Linked DNA regions of Homo sapiens: region 1 is linked to region 2. Evidence: read pairs that join two places in POLR2A ChIA-PET (ENCODE). Cell type or tissue: HepG2. All regions are shown on one strand.

Region 1 (2,500 bases), 180 kb before region 2:
TGAACACTTGAAGAGTCACAGTATGACATGGGTGGTCTTTCACCAGCTCTGCCAATTCTATCCCTATTTCATATTCTTTCTCCCTTGAACATTAATCAAAGTTCTACCCACATAGGGGCGGCCGTAGAGGAGTGAGAAGTCCTTCCTTTTATACCCTACCAACTAGCACAAATACATTCTGTTTATTTTCCAAGAATTCTGGTGAATAAAAAATTCTTATTACACACGCTTGTGCTTAAGTGCAAATATGTAAAATTAGAGATACTACTTTATACCTGGCATCTAGTTGACCAGGTTACTGATTCTGCCATTACTGGACTATTTGTAGTAATTTCTAAGAAGCGTTTAACTGCATACTCCGCACTATGTACTATACAGCTGGACGGCACTTACCTCCAATTTCTCCTATTTCCTCTATCTGCCAACTTCTTTTCTTCAATGCAAGCCTTATAATTTTCCTTTTAGTTCTCATACCAAATACACATGTAATTAGAGCCCGAAGTATTGTGTGAAGCCATGCCATCTCCTTTTCTACATGCTTCCTTGTAGCCTGGAATATATTGTTTATTTTTTTAAAGTTTTATGCTTTCCTAGCTTAATTTTATGATTCCAGCAATCCTTTTCACATCCTATTTAGTAAGTTCACAAACCAGGAGTCTCCCTGATAGTAAAAACACATCAAGCATGTTCTTTTGCGTAAAAGTTGTATGTGACATGTAGGCATTTTAAGACTTGGATTTCTTTCTCTAGAATGTGAATTTCTTACGATCTTTTTGGCGTGGATTTTCAGAATTCCTTTACACTTGAAAAGAGCTATGAGGGATTTAGTAAAACTGGAAAATAGATCCCCACTACAAAGGATTTGGGTGGGGAAGGCCAGGAAATACTCACTCTCTGAGGATTGCCTAGGACCTCAGTAACTGTGATTCTTTCTAGGTTCAAGGAATTAGGGCTCTGGTACCATTTCTGATTAGCACAAAGTAAAGAGGAAGCTAACTCCATTTTAATTTTTTTTTAAAGAAAAAATTAATTTCTACCCTGGGGAAAATAGAGTCAATCTTTAAAATAGATAACAGTATTTACTGATGAGGCTAAACAAATAGAAGTTTGTAAAAATCTTTTTTTCCTTGGGTGAAAAAGAAGAATAAAAGGGGAAAGTAGGAAAAAAGTATAATAGGTTATAATAAGAATAGTAGGTAGCATTTATTGAGCGTGCATGGTGTTAGGCACTCACCTAAGCATTTTTCATTTCTCATCTCAACTATTACAACAGCCCTCTGACACTTCCACTCATAACTTTATTTTTTAGTTGAGGAACCCATAATGCAAGAGAAGCTGCACAGTGTCTCCAAGGTCACACAGCTAGTCAATGGCAGATCAGCAATTTTAACCTTGGCAGTTGGTTCAAAGTTCACACTCTTAGCTACAAGGTGACACTGCCATATGTTGAGTTGTTTGACTTTTTTCCTCACTTTGAGTTCAGCCTCCCAGAATATGTGTAAAGCACAGGAGAAGTAGCAGTTTGAGCTTTTTTTTTTTTTTCCTTGTTGTTGTTTGTTAATTTAATAACAGGGTTACAAAAAAAGGCACTATGCAGTCTAAATCAACTTTAATTAGACCCGTGTGGAAAACATAACAATTATCCACACCAAATTTCTAACATTTTTCTTTTTTCATGTTCAATTATTAATAGTCATTGGTGCACATATTCTTTCAGTTATTTTCTAAGTGAAATAATTGAAACTTGCTCCGGGATTCTGACTGTTGCCTAGTTCTTTAAGAATCTTTATCAAAAGGATTTTTTTTTTCTAAAAAATAATAAATCCATTTCTTTTTGTGGGATGAACTTTCCCTTGGAGAATATTGTCTTGCCAGGTGTGGAATCTTGACATTAAATTAAACTCCTTTATTTTCTGCCTCCCTGGGGCTAATGGAAGGGGTGGAGACTGTGGGTTGGGTGGGCAGGGTATGTGTCTGGAACAGGGGGTATAGAGGAGTGCACAAGAGGCCCCTTCATTAGGTCCCAGATATCTCTGTCTCCAGCTTCCTGCACTGAAACTGAGGTTTTAGAAGAACCAGAGAAATCCCCTTGATCCAGGTTGTTCAAATGTGATTTTTTTTTAAAGCAGTTCTCTTTTATTTTGTAGAGAAAAAGATAATGGTTATCTTTCCCTTCCCCAATGTAAATAAGGGTGTTCTCATACTGCTTTTAGAATTCAATTTTAAAATCCCTCAATGATAGTTTTCAGTATTTTCTTCATTATAATACTGTTCGTTTATCTAAGTCAAAAGGCTCATAGAAATATAACCAATGAAATATTATGTAAAAGCAGCCATCAATAGAGCTTTGATATAAGTGATTTAAAAGTAAAAAAGTTATGGTATTCTCCAACATTTAAAATAATATGGTAATTACAGAAAATTTGGGAGATTGAGAGAAATAGAAGCAAAGAAAATCAAATTCTCATATTCCCTATATCCAAGAGAAAAAAAAGTACTG
Region 2 (2,500 bases):
ACAAAAGTAATAAGGAATACATGCTGTATGTTCAATGGATAGTTAATCCATGCTAAAGTTCATTCCAAGAAGGATAGCTACTGAATTAATTTGACAGGAAAAAAAAAAAAGCAGTTACATTTGTTAGACTTCTAGTTTTAAAATGATAGAATATAAAGGATAGTCACCTCTTTTCTTGAAAATTATCCAAAATCAGCTCAGAGAATTTATGAGGGCAAACTCTATCTCTGATGAAATGAGTGTCTGTCTCGAATTACAAACTCCTGTATGTGGGGAAGAGTTGACAAATGCAGTAAAGGTGAAGGTAGATTCCCAAGAGAGAACTCTCATACCTGCAGTCTCAGATAAAGCCTAAAGCCCTCAGAATGAAATGATCCAAAGTGTGTGTCAGTAATCCCTTCTTTAGAACAATGGAGCAGAAGCCAGGAAAGCTCTGGGAGTAATGGGCCCAAATTGGCACAGTGCTGGGACAAGCAAGGCAAGAAGGCTAAACAAAGAATCACACTGTCAAAGCCATGTTGTCAGGAATCAATCTGTTGATGGGCTAAAGTGGAGGAAAGAATCTGAATTCCAAGCAATCCTGTGGTCGCATCTTGTTGAGGAAAAGTAAAGGCTCAAGAGGCCTCTGTCACATACACAGCCCTGCATCATAAGGAGAATGCCAGCTAGCCTGGAAAGTAGTCCTCTTCCCTCCTCAGTACCATGAATCTCCTGCCAATAGCTGTTCACCTTATTTTCAAATCAATGATAATCCCAAAGGAACCAGCAGAGGTGGTTCCATCACTCACCATAAGTATATCCTTGGGCAATTTATAACCTGTCTAAGCCATGGTTTTTGTTTTTTGTAAAATAGAGTAGTAGTTCTCCCATACAGTACTGTGGGGAGGATTAAATAACATAATATACCTGAAACACTAGGCATGCCTAAAACACTAGCTGTAATATACCTAAAACATATCACATGATAAGGAGTCAGTAAATATTTACTGATGACAAAGATCAGCCAGGTGGAATTCTCAGGGCTGAGAACTGACTTGCCTTCTTTGTCCTCTTTCTCTCTAGAAAGCGGTGGTTAAGAACACAGATTCAGTAGCAAGAATTCTAATTCAAATCCTACATCTTTTATTGCCTACCATTATGATTTCAGCCAAATTATTTAGCTGACCCTCAGTTTTCTCATTTGTAAAGAAGGGATAATAATAGTACCTATCTCCCAAAGTTGTTTTGAGGATTAAATGAGTTGTCACAGAGCACTTTGAACTTTGAACAGTGCCCGGCGCTGAGTAAATACAGTACATATTAGCTATTAGTACTTTTCTTTTTCAAGAATGACAAGTCACACAATATACAAGATTACCATACTTTTTGGGTTTTTAGGGACAGTCACCTCAGAGATGTGATTATTCAAACACAGAATCAAATTTGACTAAATTTTTTTTCAAGACGTAGGGTATAATGTCCTGTTGCTCAATTGTATATTCTAAATTTTGATTAGGAGACTATGGGATAATGTATCTATAGATCATGAACCAAATTCTCTTTTGCTTATGGTTAGTCCTTTTTTAAGGTAAATGAACAGCATGTGTTGTATGAATTGGTGATGTGCTGGTACCAACCAGTTGTGATAACTTACTAGTTACAACCCCAGAGCAAAGATCCACAAAAGAGAAAGGAATTCCATTCCTTTCTCTCCGTGTGGGAAATGTCAGATTAGGACTTGAACAGCTTGCTGCTGATCTTTTTGTTAAGGGATGCTGTCAACACAGATATGTCTAAAATTAGAGATCAGAACAGAAGGAGGGCAGGCGGGGACAGACAATGCAACTTTCACTCACAATCACAGAACTCAACTCCCGTGTAGTTGCTTGGCCAGGCTCCCAGTTGAGAAGGGAGATTTTGTAATGTTTCCAGCCTTCATTTTATGGCCTGTTGGACTTTTTATGATCTGGGCTCTCTTTTACCTTTTTTAATGGTTTAGGTTTTTTTTATTATTGTTTCATATTCTTTAGCCTGGTTGACTTTTTAATCTCAGCCTATAGAAAGCATCACAATTTAAATCTCTTAGAAATTTTCAAATCGATAAGAAGTAGCAGGAATTAAATAAGGAAGGGCAGTTGAGTTGTCTATGAATGTAGCTGTTTATGCTCAATCTTGCTCACTCTCCCTCAGAACATTTCTAAAAGGAATTATTAGCCTCTAGGTGCTTAATAAGACATGAAAGGGCCCTTAAGTTACTGGCCATTTTTTCTTTTTTCTCTTTTTTTTTTGAGACGGGATCTCGATCTGTCACCCAGGCTGGAGTGCAGTGGTGCGATCTCGGCTCACTGCAACCTCCATCTCCCGAGTTCAAGCGATCCTTCTGCCTCAGCCTCCCGAATAGCTGGGACTACAGGTGCGAGCCACCACGCCTGGCTAATTTTTGTATTTTTAGTAGAGATGGGGTTTCACCGTATTGGCCAGGCTGGTCTCGAACTCCTGACCTCATGATCCACTGGCCTTG

The links. ChIA-PET counts read pairs that join two places held together with the same protein. Peaks named below come from ENCODE experiments on the same cell type or tissue, not always from the same donor. Only the 100,000 strongest peaks of a DNase experiment are listed, where the experiment ranks them.
Region 1: POLR2A ChIA-PET joins it to region 2 with 8 read pairs; 1 of 35 experiments calls an interaction of 5 or more read pairs at or near these places.

The regions. Positions count from the first base shown.
Region 1 is chr14:25,014,843-25,017,342 of GRCh38, reverse strand. All of the region lies in intron 1 of STXBP6 (syntaxin binding protein 6), which reads left to right. Among named protein-coding and RNA genes, the nearest start is that of STXBP6, 34 kb to the left of the region's middle. In HepG2, no CTCF peak of the experiment used is centred here; a DNase peak (open chromatin) is centred at 1,402.
Region 2 is chr14:24,838,451-24,840,950 of GRCh38, reverse strand. The region is part of intron 4 of STXBP6 (syntaxin binding protein 6); the gene reads left to right. Among named protein-coding and RNA genes, the nearest start is that of GZMB, 210 kb to the right of the region's middle. In HepG2, no CTCF peak of the experiment used is centred here; DNase peaks (open chromatin) are centred at 540, 1,010, 1,260 and 1,820; H3K4me3 peaks cover 1,464 bases.